Linked DNA regions of Homo sapiens: region 2 is linked to region 1. Evidence: read pairs that join two places in POLR2A ChIA-PET (ENCODE). Cell type or tissue: OCI-LY7. All regions are shown on one strand.

What was found. ChIA-PET counts read pairs that join two places held together with the same protein. Peaks named below come from ENCODE experiments on the same cell type or tissue, not always from the same donor. Only the 100,000 strongest peaks of a DNase experiment are listed, where the experiment ranks them.
Region 2: POLR2A ChIA-PET joins it to region 1 with 34 read pairs; 2 of 35 experiments call an interaction of 5 or more read pairs at or near these places.

Annotation. Positions count from the first base shown.
Region 1 is chr3:196,204,333-196,212,332 of GRCh38, reverse strand. ZDHHC19 (zDHHC palmitoyltransferase 19) reads left to right here and starts at 933. Exons shown (of 8, transcript NM_001039617.2): 1 at 933-1,163; 2 at 1,596-1,717; 3 at 2,818-2,957; 4 at 3,773-3,945; 5 at 4,830-4,935. The coding sequence starts at 1,018. LOC124909479 (a long non-coding RNA gene) reads right to left here and starts at 918. Exons shown (of 4, transcript XR_007096240.1): 1 at 694-918. RefSeq lists silencers at 4,361-4,510, 4,768-4,887. In OCI-LY7, a CTCF peak has its summit at 6,882; DNase peaks (open chromatin) are centred at 4,032 and 4,472; H3K4me3 peaks cover 401 bases.
Region 2 is chr3:196,642,891-196,650,890 of GRCh38, reverse strand. All of the region lies in intron 1 of NRROS (negative regulator of reactive oxygen species), which reads right to left. Among named protein-coding and RNA genes, the nearest start is that of NRROS, 7.2 kb to the right of the region's middle. RefSeq lists enhancers at 1-139, 2,438-3,203, 6,979-7,218, 7,349-7,398. In OCI-LY7, no CTCF peak of the experiment used is centred here; a DNase peak (open chromatin) is centred at 7,520; H3K4me3 peaks cover 694 bases.

The DNA.
Region 1 (8,000 bases):
ATATTTATTTTTAAATTTCTGCCTCAGTTTCTTCTTTTTGAGGCCTTTTATAAAGGAAGTTTAATATGGCTCATGCTTGTAATCCCAGCACTTTAGGAGGCTGAGGTGGGTGGATCACCTGTGGTCAGGAGTTCGAGACCAGCCTGGCCAACATGACTAAACCCCGTCTCTACTACAAAATACAAAATGAGCCGGGCATGGTGATGCATGCCTGTAATCCCAGCTACTTGGGAGGCTGAGGCAGGAGAACCGCTTGAACCCAGGAGGCAGAGGTTGCAGTGAGCCGAGATTGCGCCATTACACTCCAGCCTGGGCAACAAGAGCGAAACTATCTCAAAAACAAACAAACAAACAAAACAAACCAACAAAAAAACCCAGCAACTTTCTTTCTTTTTTTTTTTTTTTTTTTGAGATGGAGTTTACTCTGCCACCCAGGTTGGAGTGCAATGGCGCGATCTTGGCTCGCTGCAACGTCCACCTTCCAGGTTCAAGTGATTCTCCTGCCTCAGCCTTCTGAGTAGCTGGGACTACAGGCGTGCACCACCACTCCTGGCTAGTTTTGTATGTTTAGTGGAGATGGGGTTTCACCATGTTGGCCAGGCTGGTCTCGAACTCCTGACCTCGAGTGATCTGCCTGCCTCGGTCTCCCACAGTGCTGGGATTACAGGGATTACAGCGCCGGCTGAAAATTACCAACTTTCTTCCCATGTGTTTCTCCAGGTCATATTTTCTCCAACAACATCAGCCTCTCAGGGGCAGGAACTCCCGGTTCCCCAGCACATGTCGGGGTGGGGGTGGGGTTTGCTGTTGGAAGTGCCTGTCACCGGAGGCAGCTAGAGCAGGGCTGCAGACAGTTCTGCTGAGGTCCCCCAGCCTCTGTGATGTCACACTGGGCCTTCTTTCCTTTCACCCTGGGCTGCGGCTCTGAGGCTGCCGTGGCCATGGAGCTCTGGAAGCTGGGCTGGGGGAGGAAGCCTGGTGGCTCTGACCTCCCCTGGAGGCGAAGGAGGCCCAGCCATGACACTCTTAACGGATGCCACGCCGCTGGTGAAGGAGCCCCATCCCCTGCCTCTGGTCCCACGTCCCTGGTTCCTCCCTAGCCTCTTTGCTGCCTTCAATGTGGTGCTGCTGGTCTTTTTCAGTGGCCTCTTCTTCGCATTCCCGTGAGTTTTCCAGGCAAGCCGTTAGGTTTCCCACAAAGAGACAGCCAGGGAAACAGAAGATGATAGGATGGAGGCAGGGGAGTGCAGAAGACCGGGGGAGAGGTCAGGGAAAAGGGGATATTCTGTTCGAGGGAACCGACGTGCAAAGGTGCAGAGGTCAAGGGTGCGGGCAGGGAAAAGGGGATATTCTGTTCCAGGAACCGACGTGCAAAGGCGCAGAGGTCAAGGGTGCCTGTGCATTTTGGGAGCTTTGGGTGGCTGGTCATGCTGGTGACATTTGGTGGAGCCATTATGAGTCTGCCTGGGTATTTGGAGCCTGGATTTTTAGATCTGGCTTGAAGGTCTGTGGGTCCTGACCTGAGCAAGCCACAGGCCTTGGGCCGGGGGCTTTGGGCTGCCCCTGCTCAGGACCGAGCCTGCCTCTGGTCTCAGTTGCAGGTGGCTGGCTCAGAACGGGGAGTGGGCCTTTCCTGTTATCACAGGCTCCCTCTTTGTCCTTACCTTCTTCAGTCTTGTTTCACTCAACTTCTCAGACCCTGGCATCTTACATCAAGGTGAGGCATCAGCCCCCTGGGAAAAGGAGGTGTCACTCAAGGGCTGGGAACCTGCAGGGGGGATTCCTAAAGTGCTCTTCCTACTGACCCTCCTCCAGCCTCTGGACCCCTTCACCCCACGTCTTCATTGCTCTGGCCCTCGCTCACTCTTTCTTCTCTTCTCTTTTCTTTCTTTCTTTCTCTTTCTTTCTTTCCTTCCTTCCTCTCTCTCTCCCTCTTTCTTTCCTTCCTTCCTCTCTCTTTCCTTCCTTCCTTCTTTCTTTCTTTCTCTTTTCTTTCTTTCTTTCTTTCCTTCTTTCCTTTCTTCCTCTCTCTTTCCTTCCTTCCTTCTTTCTTTCTTTCTTTCTCTTTTCTTTCTTTCTTTTTCTTTCTTTCTTTCCTTCTTTCCTTTCTTCTTTCTTTCTCTCTTTCCTTTTCTTTTTGTTGAGACAGAGTCTCGCTTTGCTGCCCAGGCGGGAGTGCAGTGGCGCAATCTCCGCTCACTGCAAGCTCCACCTCCCAGGTTCAAGCGATTCGTCTGCCTCAGCCTCCCAAGTAGCTGGGGCTACAGGAGCATGCTACCACGCCCAGCTAATTTTTTGTATTTTTAGTAGAGATGGGGTTTCACCATATTGGCCAGGCTGGTCTCGAACTCCTGACCTCATGATCAGCCCACCTCGGCCTCCCAAAGTGCTGGGATTACAGGCGTGAGCCCCCGCGCCCGGCCCTACCCCGTTTCTTAAGCCACCAAGGTGTGGAAAAACAGAATTGTTGAGGTTTCCCAGTTGCCTTAGATGGGAGGACCGGGCAGGCCAGGGCCAGAAGCCAGTGGGCTCTTCCAAACCACTGTATGCACTTCCTCCCTTCACTACACAATGACACTCAAAGCAGCACTCACTGTTCCAAACGCCTGAGTTTCATACAAAACTCTCCTGGCTGGAAACCCGTCTTCCCTTTGACTGCCATCCTCTCTGAGCTTGGACAGCTTGCTCAGTGGGGACAGGGGTTCCCCTGCCCACCTTGTCCCCACCCTTCCTTGTGCCCTGTGATGCCGTGGAGCTGCCCCCGCCGCGGGGTGACCGCAGGGCCTTCTGCTGTGCCCAATCCTCTTCCCACGCCAGGCTCCGCTGAGCAGGGCCCCTTGACGGTGCACGTGGTGTGGGTGAACCACGGGGCCTTCCGCCTGCAATGGTGTCCAAAGTGCTGCTTCCACCGCCCGCCCCGGACTTACCACTGCCCCTGGTGCAACATCTGTGTGGAGGTGAGTGCCCCTCTACCTGTCCACCAGCCATCGCCCCACATCTGGCTGGGACCAGGAGCCTCCCTCATACAGGGGCCAGGGCTGGGTGTGAAGCTGTTTTCAGGACTGCTAAAGGCCAAGGGTGGCAGTAACTCCCAGCCACCCTTGGTCACTCATGTGTTCTCCACCTGCACCTGTCCTGGGAGGCTGGCCGTTGCCTGCAGAGGTGCTGACATGCACAGGGCATCCGCATCTGTCCTGGGCTGGGTCAGGCCAGGGGAGGAGAGGCAGCCCTCTGTCCCACCCCTGGGCTCGCTAACACGAGATACCCAAGCCCCTCAGGCTGGCTGCCCGCCTGGTCTGGGAGGCCTTGCCTGTCCTCGCCTGGGTGTCCAAGTTGGAGGGTCTCCTGGCTCTGAGTGACCATCTCTCTCGAGAGCACGGCTTGCATAGGTTTACAAGTGCAGGAGGCTGGCTGGGCAAGGGTGTTACTGTTACTGTCATCTTCATCGAATGGATGAGAAAGTGGAGGTCCAGAGATGGTTTACGTTCTGCCCAGAGTTACAGTAGGATGTGTCTCACAGAAGGCCAGGCCAGTCTTCTCTCTAAAGGTCTTCTGACAGGTGACCGTATATACCAGAGTCCTAACTGTGCTCTAACAAGGGAAATGCCAGCATGAGGCATTCTGTGGCTCAGTTTCTCCCTGGGGGTGGAAGCCAGTGCATGGGCCAAGGGCAGGTGGCCTAGAAGGCAGGGGGAGGGCCTCAGGATTTGGGGTGATGGAATTTGGGCCAGAGGAGAAGTCCTCAAGCCTGGCCCCTCTCCCTGTCGCCCAGGACTTTGACCACCACTGCAAGTGGGTCAATAACTGCATCGGTCACCGCAACTTCCGCTTCTTCATGCTGCTTGTCCTGTCCCTGTGCCTCTACTCGGGCGCCATGCTGGTCACCTGTCTCATCTTCCTGGTGCGCACAACCCACCTGCCCTTCTCCACCGACAAGGCCATCGCGTATCCGCCCACGTGGGGAAGCAGGAGAGGAGGCGGGGACAGCCAAGGAGGGGGCTGCAGAGGGCGGGGCTATGGGGGCGGGGCTAGAGGGAGAAGCCGCCTGGGAGGACCAGTCTGGGACGAGGTGAGGTGGGCGGGGTCGGGGGATGGGCGGGGCTAGGAGAAGGGGCGGAGCGTTAAGCCTCCCCCGGGCCGGCGCGGTGGCTCACGCCTGTAATTCCGGCACTTTGGGAGGCCGAGGCGGGAGGATCGCTTCAGCCCGAGACCCAGACCAGCCTGGGCAACATAGACCCCGTCTCTACAAAAAAATAGAAAAATTAGCCGGGCGTGATGGCTCGCGCCTATAGTCCCAGCTACCTGGAAGGCTGAGGTGGTAGGACCGCTTGAACCGGGGAGGGAGGTCGAGGCTGCAGTGAGCGGTGATTGTGCCTCAAAAGAAAAGAAAAGAAAAGAAAAAGGAATCTGGCGGGGTCACGGAGCGGGTGCTAAAGGTGCACCGCAGATCTGGACGGGCGGGGACAGCGGGGTGGAGTCAGGCTTTCAAGGGGGTGGGCGGGATGAGGGTGGAGCCAGGGGACGGGGCGGGTGGGCGGGCGTCCGGGGGGCGGGGCGGGGCTCGGGGCGGAGTCGGGCCTGAGGGGCGGGGCCAGGGGCGGGGCGGGGCTCGGGGCGGAGTCGGGCCTGAGGGGCGGGCGTCCGGGGGCGGGGCGGGGCTCGGGGCGGAGTCGGGCCTGGGGGCGGGGCCAGGGGCGGGGCGGGGCTCGGGGCGGAGTCGGGCCTGAGGGGCGGGCGTCCGGGGGCGGGGCGGGGCTCGGGGCGGAGTCGGGCCTGGGGGGCGGGGCCAGGCGTGGGGGTCCCGCAGCCCGGTTCCTTAACCCGCGCAGCATCGTGGTGGCCGTGTCCGCCGCGGGCCTCCTGGTGCCGCTGTCCCTCCTGCTGCTGATCCAGGCACTGTCCGTGAGCTCGGCCGACCGCACCTACAAGGGCAAGGTACGCGGGGCCGCGGGTGGTCAGCTTGCACCTCGGGGACCTCCGCGCTTCCCGCGCTTTCTCCACTGCCCTTGGCCCTGATAGCCTGACCCCCACCCGCGATGGTGCCTCGTTAGGTCCCTCCAGACCCAGCTCTTAAGAGGCTCCAATCTCGCCTCCTCCGGGAGCTCAGTGGTCCCTGTCCTTCCTGGGGGCCTACTGTGTGCTAGGCGGTTTGGATTCTTTGAGCGATGGGAATAGAGGTGAGTAAGGCTACATTCCACACTCGTGTTGATGAGGAACCTGAAATCAGAGTAACACCCACCAGATACCCACGAACACTCAGAGAGGGGGCCGGTCCTGAGCTGTGTGGCGCAGACTCAGGCATTGAGGGTTGAGGGAGGACCACATGGTAGGGTAGGACGTGCAGCTTAGGGGTTCGGGAGAGACAGAAGACGGAGAGGAGGGCATTGCGGGTGAGGGGACACCTTTGCAAAAACTCAGGGAAGCCTGAAAGTCTGTGGAATGTTGATAGGATGGAGAGGAAACAATTCTAACTGGGGCAAGAAGGTGGTGTGGGCAACCAAGTCGACTGCTTCTGTTGGCCACATTAAAAAGGTCCAGGCTGGGGAATGGCGTGAACCGGAGAGGCGGAGCTTGCAGTGAGCCCAGATCGTACCATGCACTCCAGCCTGGGCAGCAGAGCGAGACTCTGCCTCCAAAAAAAAAAAAAAAAAAAGAAAAGAAAAGAAAAGAAAAAGTTCCAAGCTGTGCCCCGTGGCTCATGCCTGTAATTCTAGCGCTTTGGGAGGCTGAGGCAGGAGGATCACTTGAGCCCCGGAGTTTGAGACCAGCCTGGGCAACAAAACGAGACTTCATCTCTACAAAAAATTAAAAAATTAGCCAGGCACGGTGGCACGTGCCTTTAGTCCCAGCTACTCCAGAGGCTGAGGTGGGAGGATTGTTTGAGCCCGGGAGATGGAGGCTGCAGTCAGTGAGCTGTGATTGCACCACTGCACTCCAGCCTGGGCAATAGAGCAAGACCCTGTCTTAAAAAAAAATGCCCAGGCTGGGTGCAGTGGCTCACACCTGTAATCCCAGCACTTTGGGAGGCCGAGGTGGCCAGATGACCTGAGACTGGGAGTTCGAGACCAGCCTGGCCAACAAGGTGAAACCCTGTTTCTACTAAAAATACAAAAATTAGCCAGGTGTGGTGGGGCACACCTGTAGTCCCAGCTACTCGGGAGACTGAGGCACAAGAATCGCTTGAACCTGGGAAGCAGAAGTTGCAGTGAGCCGAGATTGTGTCATTGCACTCCAGCCTGGGTGACAGATTGAGACTCTGTCTCAAAAACAAAACAAAACAACCCCAGAAAGTCAGGTGGAGAATTTAGGCTTGATGATGAAATCATGGTATGAGAGCCAGGGTAGAATTTCTTAAAAGCCAAGTTTATTGGACGGGTGCATGGCCCACACCTGCAATCCCAGCACTTTGGGAGGCCGAGGTGGGTGGATCACTTGAGGCCAGGTCAGGAGTTCGAGACCAGCCTGGCCAACATGGCGAAACCCTGTCTCTACAAAAAATACAAAAATTAGCCAGGCATGGTGGCATGTGCCTGTAATCCCAGCTATTTGGAGGCTGAGGCAGAGAATCTCTTGAACCTGGGAGGCAGAAGCTGCAGTGAGCTGAGATCATGCCACTGCACTCCAGCTTGGGAGACAGAGCCAGACTCTGTCTCAAAACAAACAAAAACCAAAACAAAAAGTCGTTTATTGAGCAATAATCTACCTATGTAATACTCATCCTTTTCTAGTATACAGTATGAGTTCTGACACACGGATACAGTCCTGCAGCCACCACCACAATCAATATTTAGAACAGGTCCATCCCACCCAAAAATCAGAGATCATGGTCTTTTGTAGTCAATTTCTCCCCCTACCTGTGGCTTTTGGCAACCACTGATCTGTCCTCTGTCCTTATCACTTTCCTTTTCCAGAATAACTGAAATTGTTGGCTTGTGAGTCTGGCTTCTTTCACTTAGCACAATACATTCGAGATTCATTCATGTTGTTGCTCATAGCAGTCGTTTATTCCTTTTGATTGCCGTACGGTATTGCATTGTATGGATGTTCAATAGATTATCCATTTACCAATTGAAGATGTTTGTGTTATTTCTAGTTTGGGGGATTATAATAAATAAAGCTGCTATAAACACTGGTGTACAGGCATGTGAACATAAGTTTTCATTTCTTTGGGGTAAATACTTGAAGGGGTCATATGGTAATTGAATGTGGTTTTTTGTTTGTTCGTTTGAGATGGAGTCTCACTCTGTCACCCAGGATGGAGTGCAGTGGCTCGATCTTGGCTCACTGCAACCTCCACCTCCCAGATTCAAGTGATCCTCCCACCTCAGCCTCCCAGGTAGCTAAGACAACAGGTGTGAGCCACCACGCCGGGCTAATTTTTGCATTTTTAGTAGAGATGGGGTTCACCATGTTGGCCAGGCTGGTCTGGAACTCCTGACCTCAAGTGATCTGCCTGCCTCAGCCTCCCAAAGTGCTGGGATTATAGGCGTGAGCCACTGTGTCCGGCCTGAATGTTTAATTTCATAATAAATTGCCAAATTGTCTTCCAAAATAGTGGTACTATTTTGCATTCCTACCCGTAATATATAAGAATTCCAATTGCTTTGCATCCTTACGAACGTTTGATGTTGTCAGTTGTTTTTTGTTTAAGCCGGTATAAGACATGTGTAGTGGCATCTCAGTGTGGCTTCAGTTTGTATTTTCCTAATGACTAATGGTTTAAGCATATTTTCATGTTCTTCTTTGCCATCTGTGTAACTATGGTGAAGTGTCTGTTCCAATCTTTTGTCCATTTAAAAAATTGTATTGTTTCCTTATTATTTGTTACAAAAAAATCTGCTAGGATTTTCACTGGAATTTCATTGAGCCTATAGATCAGTTTGGGGAGAATTGACATTCTAACAAGATTGAGTGAATTCATGAACATGCCACACCTCTCCATTTATTTACGTCTTCTTCGATGTCTTTCATCCTTATTTTGTGTTTTTCAGCATATAGAT
Region 2 (8,000 bases), 440 kb before region 1:
TGCTCCTGTCTGGACAAGGTTTGGCCCATTTGGAACACTGCTGCATTCTAACTAGTTATCATGGAATGCTGTGAGTCTACTCCATAGCCAACCTTGTCTATGAAGATGTGGTGTTGCTTTTTAGGCAGAGAAGACAACGTGGTTTTCTGCCTCCAGACCTGGTCATAGTAAGAAAGTGGTAAAAAGATTCATTCATAAAAACAACATGAATGGAGGTTGTATTCTGCAACAAGAGAATGCTGACAGTGAGGAAGAAGAACGTACAGCCGCTGCAAAGAGTCTCCTTTGTTTTAGAAATTATGTTTGTTGCGAACAGGTGCGGTGGCTTACGCCTGTAATCCCAGCACTTTGGGAGGCCAAGGAGTGGGGGGTCACTGGGTCTCAGGAGTTCGAGACCAGCCTGAGCAAGGTGGCAAAACCCTGCCTCTCTAAAAAAAATACAAAAATGGCCGGGCGCAGTGGCTCACTCCTGTAATCCCAGCACTTTGGGAGGCCGAGGCAGGTGGATCACCTGAGGTCAGGAGTTTGAGACCAGCCTGGCCAACCTGGTGAAACCCTGTCTCTACTAAAAATACAAAAATTAGCTGGGCGTGGTGGCGGATGCCTGTAATCCCAGCTACTCGGGAGGCTGAGGCAGGACAATCGAACCTGGGAGGTGGAGGCTGCAGTGAGCAGAGATCTCGCTATTGCACTCCAACCTGGGCAGCAGAGCGAGACTCTGTCTCTAAAAAAAGAAATGCTACAGAGTAGCTCAGATCTGAATTTTGCTATTGTTTTGTTTTTAGAAAAGGATGCTGGATTTCTACTATTCAGGTGCACGCTGGATATCTGAATTGTTATCCCGGCCAGAGTGACGGCCTCTCCTTGTTGGAGCTGCTCGGACACCTTACCGTCCCCACCCCCACCTCCCCTGACTGCTACTACGTGAGCAGCTGCTGCCAGAGCTGGGACCGGACCCTCTCCGCTAAAGGGGCTCTGAGCAAGTGCCATACGTATGTTACCACGTAGTTAAGAATTTTCTCCTCAAAGTAATCAGAGAAGCTGAAAAAGCTTTACGGAAAGAGGTCTCCTGGAGAAAGTGGGCAGCTCTCGGGGCACTCTGTGCTAGAAACAAATATTTTGGCCGGGCGCAGTGGCTCACGCCTGTAATCCCAGCACTTTGGGAGGCCGAGGCGGGTGATCACGAGGTCAGGAGATCGAGACCATCCTGGCTAACACAGTGAAACCCCGTCTCTACTAAAAATACAAAAAATTAGCCGGGCGCGGTGGCGGGCGCCTGTAGTCCCAGCTACTCGGGAGGCTGAGGCAGGAGAATGGCGTGAACCCGGGAGGTGGAGCTTGCAGTGAGCCGAGATCACGCCACTGCACTCCAGCCTGGGCGACAGAGCGAGACTCCGTCTCAAAAAAAAAAGAGAGAAACAAATATTTCTCCCTGGGTCTGGGGGAGGGCTCTCCAGAGGCAGAGTGCGCACAGGTGCAGTGGTAAATGTGTGACAGTGACACTCATGGACACACAAGGGCACACGGTGCCGGATGGAGGCCTCCACAAGAAAGGGAGTCTGCCTTTGACTGCAAGAAAAAGAGCAATTGCACCTGGGATCTGGGAGAATGGGAAGGGCAGCTGGTCACAGACCACTGAGAACAGATGATACAGAACAAAACCAACCCCCAGTCTGTGACCATTTCCAACAGTCCCTTCTCCAGGAAGCACTGGGAAGTCTCAAGCAAGCAGCTCTGGTCCCTCTGATTCTTAGCAAAACATTAGGATGACCTCAACTTTCACCAAATGTCCAAACTCAACACCCCCGTGGTGAGAGCTCCTGCCATTCTGAGCCTCTGAGTGTGATGACTTAGGAAACAGGGTACTGTCCTGGTGGAACGCCTGCCAGAAACACTTGCCCTGAATCCAGTCATGAGGAAAGCCTCTGACAGATCTGGGCTGTAAGACGTCCTGCAAGGTAACTGGCCTGGACTTCTCAAGAGTCAGTCTTGAAAATCAAAGAAAGGCTGGAGTGGGGCTGGGGGTGTCTGTTCTAGATTACAAGTGACTAAGAAGCATTTAACCAAGTGCAGTGAATGAACCTTGAGTGGATGTTGGAATTTTTTTTTTTTTTTTTTTTTTTTGAGATGGAGTTTCACTCTTGTTGCCCAGGCTGGAGTGCAATGGCATAATCTCGGCTCATTGCAACCTCCGCCTCCCGGGTTCAAGTGATTCTCCTGCCTCAGCCTCCTGAGTAGCTGGGATTACAGGCATGCACCAGCATGCCTGGCTAATTTTGTATTTTTAGTAGAGATGGGGTTTTTCCATTTTGGTCAGGCTGGTCTTGAACTCCCGACCTCAGGTGATCCACCCAACTCAGCCTCCCAAAATGCTGGGATTACAGTCGTGAGCCACTGAGCTTGGCCGGATGTTGGATTTTAAAGAATCTCTAACAGAAAAGTATGAGACAATTGGGGAAATTTAAATAGGCACTAAGTGATGAGTTTTCAGATGCACAGATGATATGAGGTCTGCAGGTCGGATAACAAGCCTGTGGTTATGTAAGACATCGCCTCTATTGTTAGGAAATGCATGCTGAAGCACTTACAGGGAACTTTCATGATGTCCGTAATTTATGTAAACTACCTTCAAATGGCTCAATAGAGACAGTAAAGCAAAATATTACTACTCGGTAAATTTAGTATTGTACTTTCTTGTAAACTTTTCTGTAAGTTTTAAAGTACTCACATTTAAAAATGAGGAAAATGAAATAAGTGTTCCTGAAAAGAGATGTTAAATTATGGTAATCTCTGTCCCCATATTTCCAGGAATCATTAACATACCTTTTTCAAACACTCTTCTCAGAAAGGTGCTCAGGAAACATTTGTTATGTTAAAAATGGAAATACAGGCTGGGCACAGTGGCTCACACCTGCAATCCCAGCACTTTGGGAGTCCGAGGTGGGTGGATCACCTGAGATCAGGGGTTCGAGACCAGCCTGGCCAACATAGAGAAACCCCGTCTCTACTAAAAATACAAAAATTAGCCAGGTGGCTGGGCGCAGTGGCTCACGCTTGTAATCCCAGCACTTTGGGAGGCCAAGGCCAGCAGATCACCTGAGGTCAGGAATTTGAGACCAGCCTGACCAACATGGTGAAACCCCGTCTCTACTAAAAATACAAAAATTAGCCGAGCATAGTGGCAGGCACCTGTAATTCCAGCTACTCGGGAGGCTGAGCCAAGAGTGTCATTTGAACCTGGGAGGCAGAGGTTGCAGTGAGCCGAGATCATGCCATTGCACTCCAGCCTGGACAACGAAGTGGGACTCTGTCTCAAAAAATAAGCAAAAAGCAAAGAACCGATTGTGATCTTTGGTAAATTAACACATTCCTATATTTTGAAAAAGTAAATATTCAAATGGTGGATGCATTAACAAGAACTTGAAATTGAGGATTAGAACAACAAACATTTAGAATTGTGATGTGTGAATTCAGAGCTTGTGATTTGCTTCTCTAGCTTTCTCTTAATAATGAATTTGTCAAAATATAGACAATACAATTGTTTTGACTTCTCCCCCCCTAAGAACTGTCTCACACCCTGCAGGTAGAACAGAAAATTGGCACACTTTTTCTGAAGAACAATTTAGCCAATTTATCAAAGACCTTGAAAGTCTGGATTCTTTTTGATTCAATGACTCAAGTTCTAGGAATTTATCCTAAGGAAATACAATGTACATAAAAATATTTTAAAAGAAATATTCATTGTAACATTAGTAAGAATAATAAAAAAGTGGAAACCATCAAAAGTCCAATAATGGAAGCACTGGCTAAATAAGTTATGGTAAAACTACATGATAGGAATGACGTGGTATGATAAAAAAATGCTTTGGTAGCAATATATTGATTGACGCAGAAAGACGTTCATAATAAAATAATATCAAGGAAAGGAAAGTGTAAAGCAGAATGTGTAGTATAATCCCCAAGTTTGCTAAAAGAATATGCAGGCCAGAGAGGTGAAAAGAGAGGCACGCGGCGGCTCGGCGAAGGCAGTGCCATGGTTCCCAGCACTGGTTCAACTCAGATCTCCGGTTCCCACCCGGTTCTCCGGTTCTCTGGTCAGCCTGCGCTGTACCGGGGCTCGTGGCGAGAGACTCTCTGGGAATGGATGAGGCTCTGCCTCCATCGGGGGGGGATTCAGAGGCCCCAGCAACCCTTCTTCCCCTGGGCCCTTCCCACAGCGACTCCAGACAGCCAGTGTGAGGAGCCCGCTTTGAGCACCTCCCTGCTCAGCCCTCACTTCCTTAGGGCCACGAATAAGCCAACTGGCTTCCCTACGTGGTCAGCGTCGGCCTGGTAGAGCCATCAGAGGTCAGCCCACCTCGTCCTGTTCCATGCCCACAGGCTGCCATCTGGCCACAGGTCTTAATAAATGCAAACCTGCTCCCACTGGGAGGTGACACCTCGCCCTTGCATGCTGGTGGTGGCTGGTGGTAGGTCCTCGGTGTCACCTTTCTATAGGAGAGACCCACATAATCTCTGCTGATAGGCGCTCAACCGCATAACGCATTAGCATCTGATTTCCCTTCAGTATCACAAGTTTGTTCCCTCTGGTCACTTCTGAGGGAGTGGCTACCTGCCACCGCCCTTCTCGATAAGAAGGAGCAGGTGGGACCTGTGTAGAGGAAGGGACCCTGGGCTGGGGAAGGAGGCCTGGGCCCAAGCCTGGCTCCTTCACTCTGGTGGTGACCACGGAGGACAGCACTTGCCTTGATGGCCTCACAGGGTTGTGTCGAGACTGAATGGGACAGTGTGTGTGAAAAGGCTTTGTCGATGTAAGGGAATGTTCGGACTTCACGTTTAGTGGGCGGGGGACCCCACCAAGCCTTCCAAGGCCTGCAGGAGGACACGCCCCCACTGGAGGGGGACAGACGCTTTCCATAGTGAGACAAAGAGGTGTATTAATCAAAGGGAAAGCAGAGTTCCTCTGTGCAAACAGCAAGCTGGTGTTGAGGGAAATACAGTGAAGGAGAAGGAGCTTTCGTCCCTTCTCCCACCCCTGGGAGCTGCAGCGTGTGGACCCTGGGATGTCCAGGGGAGAAGCGAGCACCCAGGGTCCACGGTAGACTGTGGGCAGGGGTTTTTTATGGGTGATGACAGCGGCTTAGTGGCCCCAGTGGGAAAACAATGAAAATATATCCCCCCACCCCGACTACTTGGTTTCCTTGAGAAAGTGTACGATTGAAGAACGAAAGCATATGGATTCCTGACAAGAGGCCGATTCAAAGGTCAATTCAGTGGTGTTCGAGGTCTGCATAATCACTCCCAGATTCTGTCCGGGCTCTTCACTGTGACAGCTCATGCTTACTGAGTGCTCACCTTGGAACACGGGCTATACCGGGTACTTTACATATAATTCCCACAAAAATCCTAGCAGGTAAATGTTGTCATCTCCATTTCACACTTGGTCAATGGCGGCTCACATAGGTTTAGGCTGTACAGCTAGAGAATGTTAGAGCCACAATTCAAACCCAGGTCTGTGACTTCTGCATCAGCTCAACCTCAATACCACAAGCCCCAGCCACCCTGGGATGCCTGCGACCCTTGACTAAATCACGCATGCCCACACGCTCTGTCCTCTGTGGGAAAGGCTCTTTTGCTGGTCTTGTTCACCTGCAAAGCTCTTACTCATCCTGCAGGCTCAGTGCTGGTATCACCTCCTCATCACAAGCTAAAAGTTGAGTGGAGCAATAACCCAGTAATTCATATGGCAGTGTATTATAGGTAGCTACATTTCCTATGGAAGTTTTCTAATTTCTTATTATTTGATTTTTATGATCATGACAAGGAATGTGAACAGTTACTAGGTACTGTTAGTCATTTAACTTTTCCCCAACAACATACATCTATCCATCTATCTATCCTTCTGTCCATCTTTCTTTCTCCTTTTTTTTTAGAGGTCTTGCTATGTTGCCCAGGCTGGAGTGCAGTAGTTATTCACAGATGGGATTGTAGCACACTACAGCCTCAAGCTCCCAGCCTCAAGTAGTCCTCCCACCTAGGGCTACCGAGTAGCTGGGGCTACAGGCACACAGCACCACCCATGCCACCTTTCTTTCTTTCTTTTTTTTTTTTTTTTTTTTTTGACAGAGTCTCACTCTGTCGCCAGACTGGAGTGCAATGGTGCGATCTCTGCTCGCTGAGATCTCTGCCTCCGGGGTTCAAGAGATTCTCCTGCCTCAGCCTCCCAAGTAGCTGGGATCACAGGCACCAGATCACTACAGATCACCATCACACCCGGGTAATTTTTGTATTTTTAATAGAGATGGGGTTTCACCATGTTGGCCAGACTGGTCTCAAACTCCCGCCCTGGCCTCCCAAAGTGCTGGGATTACAGGTGTGAGCCACTGCACCCAGCCTGATCGTGCATTTCAAAGTACATTGCAGTCATTGATATACTTTCCTTTAAATATTTCAGAATGCATATCAAGTGATTTAACTTTTTTTTTTTTTTTTGAGACGGGGTCTCACTCTGTTACCCAGGCTAGAGTGCAGCGGCGTGACCTTGGCTCACTGCAACCTCCGCCTCCAGGGTACAAGCAATTCTCCTGCCTCAGCCTCCCAAGTAGCTGTGCCATGCGGTGCCTGATATTCTGAACAGCACCCCTGAGTGTATCATGGGACCATGGCCTTCTGTGGAGACAAAGCAAGACGGGGGCTGTCAGAGGCCTTCAAAATGGCTCTAACCTTCTCTAGCCAGAGAGCCTAGAAGAAAACTGGGGATTTGGAAGGAGATGAGAAGCTGAATGGAAGCATCAGTTTAAGGACCTGAGGAAGGGCCCAATAACCTAGAACAAGAGAACGGCCGAGGCCCATGAGGAGGTCTCAGGGTGTCAGGCTGGCTGGTGACAGGGAGACCGCTAACTTGCTGAAGTTGAAGGAGGTGGTCCAGGGCCAGGCAGGGAAAGCCCTGCTCCCCACTGAGCCTGCAGGGCCAAGGGAAAAGGCTCAGCCTTGGTGTCTGACGACCACAGAGGGGAGACACTGCAGGGCCGAGGGAAAGGGCTCAGCCTTGGTGCCTGAGGACCACAGAGGGGAGACACTGCAAGGGTAGAAGAGACCTCAGGGATCAGGGCTGGAGCAGGAGAGGAGTGAATGACAGTAGGGAGGATCAGCAGGAGTCCATGTCCAGTTGACATCTGAAATGGAGTGACATGAGCTTAGGAGAACACGATGTGTACCCATGGGTGGGCCCCTGCCAGGCACTGTGGGTGTGGGGTTGCCTTAGACACTTAGGTCCTGCTTGAGAACAGACAGGTGAAAAGACGGAGCGTTATGTGCTCTCTCTCCTGGGAGAAATCCCCTCCCGGTCCTTCTCTTTCTTGGAGGTGGCAGCAGAAAGTTGCTTGGTGCACATGGCGCAGCACCTGCCTTAGGCAACCTTTTGGGTTGGGGCTGGAGGAGGGGAGTCCCTGTGACCTCACCAGGCTTTGTGGCCACATTGAGCCTATCCAGTACCAGCCTGCTCCTCGCGCCCACCTCGTGGGTGAGGACCATGACGAGGTTCCACTTCCTCCTTTCTTCACTCTGTTCACTCTGAAATCCCTCAGGCATTAAAGTGAGAAAAGACACATTGGCTTGGGGTCAGCACCTGACTCCGTTCGCTCTGGAAATTGGTTGGTTTCGCCTACTCACTCACATTCGTTTCTCCTTCTGGTAACAACCCCTCAATTCCCCTTTGAGAAAATCACCCCCTTTCTTTCCTTTTTTTCTTTAGAAAATGTTTAATTGTAGTAAAATACACAAAACATGAAAGCGATTATCTTTTTTTTTTTTTTTTTGAGACAGAATTTTGCTCTTGTGGCTCAGGCTGGAGTGCAATGGCACAATCATCTCGGCTCACTGCAACCTCCGCCTCCAAGGTTCAAGCGACTCTCCTGCCTCAGCCTCCTGAGTAGCTGGGATTACAGGGACTCACCACCACACCCAGCTAATTTTTGTATTTTTAGTAGTGACGGGGTTTC